2 separate regions of the Homo sapiens genome follow, and region 2 is linked to region 1. A link is a contact called in ENCODE Hi-C or POLR2A ChIA-PET data. All regions are on one chromosome and are shown on one strand. The core of a region is the stretch at or near the end of the contact, and the rest is flanking DNA. Distances in the headings are between cores, read along the strand shown.

Region 1 (4,327 bases), core at 1,827-4,326:
GTAAAGGTACCAATCAGTGCTCTGTGTCTAGCTAATCTGGTGGGGACTTGAAGAACTTTTGTGTCTAGCTAAAGGATTGTAAATTTACCAGTCAGCACTCTGTGTCTAGCTCAAGGTTTGTAAACACACCAATCAGCATCCTGTCAAAACGGACCAATCAGCTCTCTGTAAAACAGCCCAATTAGCTCTCTGTAAAGCAGACCAATCAGTAGGATGTGGGTGGGGCCGGATAAGGGAATAAATGCAGGCCACCTGAGCTAGCAGGGGCACTCTACTGGGGTCCTCTTCCACTCTGTGGAAGGTTTGTTCTTTTGCTGTTTGCAATAAATCTTGTTGCTGCTCACTCTTTGGGTCTGCGTGCGTTTATGAACTGTAACACTCACCGCGAGGGTCCGCGGCTTTATTCTTGAAGTCAGCAAGACCAAGAACCCACCAATTCCGGACACATTAAGGTCTGAACGAAAATGACGTATTTCTGGAGACGAAGATGTTAACTGCTACATTATATTATCTAGCTTTATAGTGCTCATCATCTGGTAGAGAACATTAAACAAAAATGCACTATAACTAGTAATACAAGGACTATGCAAGTGTAATAAGTCTTATAGAGCAGGGGTCCCCAATCTGAGGACTGCAAATCAGTGCTACACAGCAGGATGGGGTATACAGCAGGACGGGGTACACAGCAGGAGGTGAGCTGCGGGGCAGGAAAGGGAGCGTTACCCCAAGCTCCACCTCCTTGTCAGATCAGCGAGGCATTAGATTCTCATACGAATGCAAACCCCATTATAAACTGTGCATGTGAAGGATCTAGGCTGTATGCTCCTTAGATAAGAATCTGATGATCTGAGATGGAATAGTTTCAACCCGAAACCATCTCCCCTACCCCTGTCCATGGAAAATTTATCTTCTGTGAATTGTCTTCCACCAAACTGGTCCCTGGTGCCAAAATGATTGGGGACCACTGCTATAGAGCACTACGTGTTTAATGGAAACTATTGGTTATACAATGCCTATTATGTGTCAGGAAGTTTTAATATGTCTGTAAGGCATTTAGTTTCTTTAGTAAATAAGGAAAATGAGGCTTAGGGAAATTACTTCCCCAAGTCACAAAAGTAGCTAGCGTAATAGGAGCTCCACCTCAGATGCAGAAGAGGGTATTCTTGCCACTACACTGTGATATTTTTATACCCATCCAGTTATGGTGATCCTTAAAGACTTCATGAAATTTGAAATGAACTCAGAAGAAGGAGATTTTCTCAGGTGAAGAAAGAGCTCAAAACAAAGTAGGGGAAAGCATTACCAGAAGAAGGAATATTTGTCCCACTGAGCGGAATAAAGGCTCCTTGAAGGGGAGGTAGAAGATAAGGCTTGAAAAGACGATGAGGTGAAGGGTCATGGATATCAGACTCAAAAGTTTGTAGCTAGTAAAAGTGAGCCGATAAAAATGTTACTGCTAAGGAACACATCGATTTTTCAGGAAAGACAAGAGTTTTTCCTGGCCTGAGATCCAAAATAAATTTCTTACATGAGATCTAGTAAGGGCACAGGGCACACCAAGTCACCGTGAGTGTCAAAGCAAATCTCAGAGTACTTTTAATCCAACAAACATTTATGAAACATCAGGCTTGGTGTTTTGTGCTAAATAATTCAACCTTAGAACAGAATTCAGTGAAGAGAATACGAGGCTAAATTAATATGACTTTCAAGATCTCCAAAAGGTAGGTTGATCATCTGTTCTGTTAACCATGATCCTGAGATATTTCCTTACAGATGAACTTTTCTCTTATAACCAAAGGTTTACAGTTCAAGATTATACACTTCATTGAGCACCCTGGTCCTGTGGTATTCTTTGCTGTATACCAAGTGCGGATTAATCCGCAGCTTTGAAAATCAAAGAGATATCACCAGTTGTTCATCACCACAGACATTTAGCTGGACTATAAATATTGGAAAGAAAAAAAAGTTGCTCGTGAAAATACGTGGTGAATTCCTTTAAAGAGAAACCGGTGAGAAATATTGCTTCACCTTAAAGCCTAGGATGGTAGCTACCGTTTTTCTCAAGACTGTCCTTACATAACCTATTGGCATGGGGAAAAAGTCAATGTTTATAAACTCCTTAAGAAACTTAAAATCTGGAAAAGGCAACTACGTATCATGTCAACTAAAGTAAGATAATTAACACTAGGATCAAAATTTGGAATCCACGTGAAAGATTCTGCAAAGATCACTTAAATCTCAGACCTTATGCACTATTTTAAATATTTATTTAAGCAGAAATAGAAAATCTTAGTCTATTATATTTCCATTTAATTTCCTGGACTTAAGAAATCTATGTGTGACTGATTGAGTTGCCTAATGGGGTGCAAACATAAAAATTTGCATTGGGATTCATTTTATTCTCAGTTTAAAATCAGTAGTATCATTGAAAACAAGACACTAATTTTCTGGAAGTTTAATTTATTTGTCCCTCTTATTATCGGGGCTGGTAAAAAAGGGCTAATTGAACACACATTCTAACAAAGATTGCAGCAACGCCTGCAAAGACGGGCCCAAGCGCACCGTATTTCTGTTAAGAACGTGTGATTTTTTTTTTCTGCGCCACCTTGTGGCCGTAAAACAACTTGCCCACGTGAAAGTTGACCGCTTTTTCCCGCGCCGGCAGAGCCTTGCTGAGAGCCGCACTGCGGGAATCCGCCTCCAGACAAACGTGCAGAAAATGGTGTCTTCCTTTACAACCAGTGACAGGAAACAGACTTCCCCTTCTTCATACTCCGTTTCCTTTATTCCTGAATTCCATTTCCTCGGCCCGCCCACCCACTGTCCTCAGACAGCCGTTTCCCAGTGTGACCTCCTTTTCCAGCTGCACTCTCCGGCGGAGGCCCTTTTCCCAGCCCGGACCCTCCCGGGCGGCCCTCGCAGCCCTCACCTCCGGGTCCCCGCCGCCCCTGCTCCATTACAGCACGATCCCCGCCACACAGGCCCGCCTCTCCCTCCGACAGCCAATCGCGGCGCGACCCCGCCCCTCCCGCTGGGGCCCGGGGCGCTAGAGCGCTCCGGGAGGCTAGGGGAGCTGAATTCTGCGTCTTCCTTTAGGCTGCGGCGAGACAATCCCCAGAGCCCCGCGGCCCGGCCTCGGGGCAGCCATGGACTCGCAGGAATTGAAGGTGAGCGGGTGAGCGGGTGAGCGGGTGAGCGGGCGGGCGGGCGGAGTTCCTTTGCGGCCTTTTGGCCCGGGGGCGCGGAGGGAGCTCGGGTGGCTTCGCTAGGCCGCTGTTTCCCTGCGGTGCCCCGGCTGCTCGGGTTGCGGGGTGGGCCTGCAGCCTCTGCTCACGGCCGGTCTCCGCGGGCCCTGCTGGGGAAGCCCAGGTCTGGGCAGCCCGCCCGCTCGGTGTTTCTGAATTGCTGGTCCCCATGCTGTTGGTTGTGTTTACTTTTGTATCATGTTTACTAGGAAAGCTTGGGTTACCTATGACACTGCGCCTCCGGGTGCGATTTTTAAGGACTTAAGGCAAACTAGTGTCAGCTCCCACACTGGACAGTAAAAAGAGCGCAGAAAGATTATATGAAACCCATTAAAGACGTAAGACTTAAAAGTGGAGGGGTCGTTATTTTAGGGTGATGGTCTTCTCTGTTTATCACTGACTCATTCATTCAGCAAATATTAATGACGGTCAACTTAAGAAAGGCTGATATAAAACAGTTAAAGACATGAGGCTTGAAAATAAAATAACTTTTCGGATGTTGGTCTTCTCTATTCATTTGTTCACTGAATCACTCGTTCAGCAAATATTTATGAAGGGTTACTGTATGTCCATTAGAAGCTGGAGATAGCAGTGAGCAAAACTGAACAGTTTCTGCCTTCTCAGATTTTACAGGCTAATTAATGCTGGGGAAAAACCCTAATTCAGTTGACTCAACAAATATTTACTGAATGCCTCCTATGTGTCTAGCACTGTTCTAAGCACTGAAATAATAAAACCAAGAAAAACTCTTCCAATCTTGGAGCTTACATTTGAGTAGGAGGAGTCAGACAACAAGTAGGTAAATGAAATGTGTATCCTGTGAGATGGTGATAAGTGGATGGAGGACAATTTGGCGATGTAGGAGGTTAGGGAATGCTGAAATGTCTTGTTTTTCTGCCTGAAGTTTTACATTATCCTCTGTTCTAGCTATCCCCCTATATCCTTACATTTTTTTATTCCCTTAAATGTATTATTTGCACTGCCACCCAAATGAACATTTTAATAAAAACACTTTAATGTAAAATGTAAAAATGGGCCTCCTCATTACTTAGACTTGAGGTTCAAGTCCAAGTACTTAATAT
Region 2 (4,478 bases), core at 1,321-3,820, 2.5 Mb before region 1:
CTAAATTGTGGATTTTCAGAGAATTGAGAAGGTCTGAATGGTTAAAGACAGAGCTATCATAGGAAGAAACAAAGTAGATAGTCTTCCAAAAGTCAGTAGCATTCTGTGACATATGTGCCATATTGGATTATTATTCTGAACATTAACCATAAACTTTCACTTTCCATACAGGCCATTAAATCTCTTCTACTTAGATCAATGGCCTGAAGGAAACTGACCAACTCACTTTATATCAATATGAGGACATTTGCTGTGACTGACAATTGAAAGCAGCTCACCCCTCTATGTAAACTCTAAGTCGAGTCATGGGATTATGGAAAAAAAGAAAGAAAATAAAAAATGTTTAGAAAGAGGAAAAATGAACTTCCAGTTTTCAACTATCACATTAGTGTTTATCTTTTTAGAGGCAGAGACAATCTAAGTACAAAGCCATCTCCATTCTAACAACTTAATTTTTTTAAACACAGTGAACAGCCTGGAATCAGCATAGAGAAGGAGGATGTCAGGAAAATTCGGCTGTTTGTGCACAGATCATGCTTTTGTTCTCCAACACATAAGACTGCACATCTCTTTCAAATGCATTATCTATCTAAAAGTGAGCCCAGCCAGAATTTATCAGACACAATTTATCATAATTCAGCAATTGTGTGTAGATCCCCTACTATGTGCCAACATAGAGCAAACCTGCTATCCCTGAGTCTGCTTGTTTTTGGAGAGCCTGCAAAACTGTATAGAGTTCATATTTTCTGTAACCAAACATTTGCTCTAGAGGTAACTCTACACCTGCAAACACACCCATTTTTTCACAGCACTGCTGTGACTTTTTTGATCCTTTTTTGTATAGGATCAATGACACATCTGTATTAGATTCCAATAATTTAAACATAGGTCTTAAAGTCTGTTGCTTTGTGCATGTCAATTTCTGCAGGCGAACAGCTGACTTCGTTTTCAAGCAACAATACTGTCCGGTGAAAAATATACCTTCCTGAGACAAAAGATACTTTTTGTCCCCATGAAGCTTTGTTGCCTCGTCCAGCAGCAAATGACTCAAAAGACGCGTTCTGCCACCCTCAACAGTCGTTTTCAGGCAAAGAGGAACAGCAAATGAGGTACCAGCAAAAGCTTAAGAAACAAAACCAAGGTGAGTTGAAGGCGGGGAAGAAAGGCGGAGTGGAAGCGAGAAATGCAATCTAAACTCTACTTTGTGATCTAAGAAATTCAGCCTTTACTGATGAATTGGGCAGAGGAAGGGGAGGGTACAAGAAAGGGGAAGATAATATTTTCTGTTACGAAAAAAAAAGTGTGCTGCTGTCCTGGTTTTCTTTCAGTAGCACCCAGAGAATGCATGGCAGGCACAATCTAGTTTCGCGACGAAAACGAATTCCATGAGAATAACACAAGTTTGTATGTGACACAATGGAGATATCCAACCAAACCGAGGAACTATACAATTGCATGACAATTCCTCAAAATTTTAAGTGCCTTCGAGTACCAAAAAAGAAGTTTATGATTATTCACAGGACAGGGTTATCAGTTTAATATCACCATTTTGCAGGATGTGGACCCGTCCTGTCACATCCTCTTTTAAAGAAACCGCTAATAACCTGAAATGCTATTATCCCCTATTTGCCAGGACTGTGGGCCTGATAGTTTCACGGATAAAAACCAAACAGCGACCAGAAGCCAGGAAGTCCCTGGCGAATTCTTTTGAAGCACAACCCCTACAATCCGTGTGCCGGAGCATAAAGATTGAAGTGTGCGCGGTTCCTCCTCCCTCCGGGCCGCGCGTCCGGAACGTTCCTGGCTGTCAGGTGGGTGGCGCGGGCCCCGGCGGGAAGCCCTGCCTGGCAGCCTTGCGTGGCGCGCCGGCGGAGAGGGGCGAGCCCCGCGGAATGCGGCGGGTCCTGAGCCCGACCACCGCTCACCTTTGTTCGCCTGCCCTTGCCGGGAGGAGAGCAGGGCCCAGGAGGAGGGCAGGGGGCGACCCTAACGCTCCGCGGCTCCTCCCCGGCGCCCGGGAGGAAATCCGTGGCAAGCCAGACCCTTTCTGGCTCCCAGAAAGCCAGCGGGGCAGGGGGGTCAGCAACCCCTCCCCGAACACAAAGGTTGGGAGGCGTGAACGCGAGCGTTGGGGGCGCGGGGGCGTGCGCCAGAGAGCGCGCGAGTGTGTGCGCGCGTGTGTGTGCGCAGGGGGAGGGGAGGAGGGGCTTCAGCCCTTCTTACCTCTCGAAGATGAGCCGCACCATGAAGATACAGAAGGCCAGGGGAAAAGCGAGATAGAGGTCCTCAGCCTGCGGGAAGGTGGCCTCCTCCGTGTTCTTCAGGTCCGCCCAGGTGACATTGTGCGGGAGCCAAAACCTCTCGTTCCAGAACCAGGCTAAGATCCCTGCCATCTTGCTTTGTCCACTCCTGTCCTGCGGCACCCGCAGCCCGCCAAGCTCTCCACCGCGCAGGGCGCCCGGGGATGCGCGCCCGGCTGGCCCCGAGCCTGTGCCGCCGCCGCCGCTGCTCCCGCCCGCCGCCGCCGCCTCCTCCGCGGCCGCTGCTCTCGAAGGCTCGCGGCGAGCCCCGGTTCTCTCCTCCCTCTGGCCGCGCTGGGGAAAGGGGCCGCCTTGCCCGTCACATGGCAGCTCGGGCCGCCCGCCCTGATTGGCTCGTCTTCGCGTCAAACAGCGAGGCACACACGCGGCCAACTCGCCCACACCCGCAGGGCAGGGCGCAGTCGCTGCGCCCTGGGCGCAGGGGCACCGCTCCGGGGAGTGTCGCCCGCCCCTGCTCTCACCGCTCTTTCGCTTTGCGCTTAGGGCGACGACCTAAAGTCGACCCCCCAAATCCGCCCTAGCCCCCTGGCTGGCTCGCACATGCTCAGAATGCTGGCTCCTGCCCCGCTGGGGTTTCAGGGCTCTCAGTCCTCTTCCCGTGCGCCCGGAGGCGGTGGGTCAGCAGGTAGGGGCTGCCGCCAAGCTTCAGAACCAGCCCTGCTCCAGGAGGACAGCAAAAAAAAAAAAAGGGGGGGGGAGGGGGAGGGGTAAAGAGCAAAGGAGGAAGTGGGAGGGAAAGGATCCTCCACTCCCGCGCTTGGAGAGGCAGGGTGAAAAATCAGGAACTGAGGCAGGATGGTTTGGCAAGAGCCTTCTGCCTCTGCCCCACGCCTGCCTTTCCCCAATCTTTGACTTTCCGGTCTTTTATACTGCTGCTTCTCATCAAAGTAGCTCCCCCAGGGAACAAGCCCCCCTATATTGATTTATGAGGTGGTACAAAAAATTAGGCACTTAATTGCTATTTGATTATTAATTGCTACTTGATGACGATGATGATGATGATGATGATGATGATAGCAACTGCAGCGTTCTGTAAAACCACCCCTCTCAACTAACCTCTCTGAAAAGGCTGCTAGACCACATTTTGACCTGGCACATCATGAGAACCTCCACTGTGCTACTCGGCAGGCTCATTATTTCTGCCTTTTGAATCTAAAACCTTTAAGGCATTAGGCCTGTGAGGCCTAACCCAGGCACCTTCCCTCCCGCAATGCATTTCCCCATTGATACAGGAGCCATGTGTGAATTCATTCCATGGCCCATGTATACATGGTTCTGGGGCATTTTTGTTCATTTTTCTCACATTCATTTTCTGCCTGGTGCTGCCAGTAGGCTATACTAAACCTTTCCAGTGGGCATATAACCGCACACACACACACACACACACACACAGAGAGAGGGAGTTTCTTTTACTCTTCCCTCCCCTCTTTCCACTCTATCTCTTGAAAGTGAAACTGAAGAATGGCCTATACTGGTGCTTCCAATTTCTCTCCCCTCATTTTCTTTTGAACTTCCATTTGGACATTTGTCTCCTCTGCTGCATTGAAACTGCCCAAGGTCACCTGTGATCTTCATGCTGCTAAACACAAAGGTCAGTTCTTATCTTAGTCCAGGCTGCTTAGACTAGGTGGCTTAAACAGCAGAATTTATTCCTCACGGTTCTGGAGGCAGGGAAGTCCAAGATCAACATGCAGGCAGATCCAGTGTCTGGCAAGGATCCTCTTCCTGGTTTGAAAACAGCTGTTTTCTTGTGTATCCTCACATGGCAGAGAGCACAGAAAGAGGAAACACAGATTAGTGCCCTATCTTCTTATAAGGGCACTAATCCCATTCATGAAGGTTCTACCCTCATTAGCTAATTACCTCCCAAAGACTCTGTCTCTGAATACTATCACATTGGGAACTAGGATTTCAGCATATGAATTTTGGGGGACACACACATTCAGTTCATAGCAGTTCACAACACCTCTGTCAGTAGCATTTGGCCCAGTTGTCAGGTCGTGTGTCTTAAAACATTCTTGACTTGGCTTCCAGAAACCTCACTCTTCTGGGTTTCTTCCTCCTTCATGGCCATTTCTTCTCAGTCTCCTTCCTGGTTACTCCTCACTTTTCTAACCCCTAGAAGTTATAGTGGCCTAGGAGTCAGTCTTTTTTCCT

What was found. Hi-C counts contacts between places; a loop is a spot of excess contacts on that map. ChIA-PET counts read pairs that join two places held with the same protein, here RNA polymerase II (POLR2A). Pooled maps may share reads with other maps.
Region 2: a loop to region 1 is called in a map of B cell, with 15 times the contacts of the local background. The contact joins the promoter of CERS6 here to the promoter of TTC21B in region 1. A Hi-C loop is called at or near these places in 2 of 168 maps with a recorded cell type or tissue (B cell and ascending aorta) and 7 of 50 pooled maps. POLR2A ChIA-PET finds 5 or more read pairs at or near these places in 1 of 52 experiments (activated CD4-positive, alpha-beta T cell).

The regions. Positions count from the first base shown.
Region 1 is chr2:165,952,525-165,956,851 of GRCh38, reverse strand. TTC21B (tetratricopeptide repeat domain 21B) reads left to right here and starts at 3,076. Exons shown (of 29, transcript NM_024753.5): 1 at 3,076-3,167. The coding sequence starts at 3,147. RefSeq lists an enhancer at 2,312-3,061 and a silencer at 2,826-3,225.
Region 2 is chr2:168,454,364-168,458,841 of GRCh38, reverse strand. It overlaps CERS6 (ceramide synthase 6), which reads right to left and starts at 2,570. Exons shown (of 10, transcript NM_203463.3): 1 at 2,224-2,570. The coding sequence starts at 2,393. LOC102724081 (a long non-coding RNA gene) reads left to right here. Exons shown (of 4, transcript XR_002959433.2): 1 at 1-1,811. RefSeq lists silencers at 1,879-1,938, 2,389-2,518, 2,639-2,728, 2,759-2,978.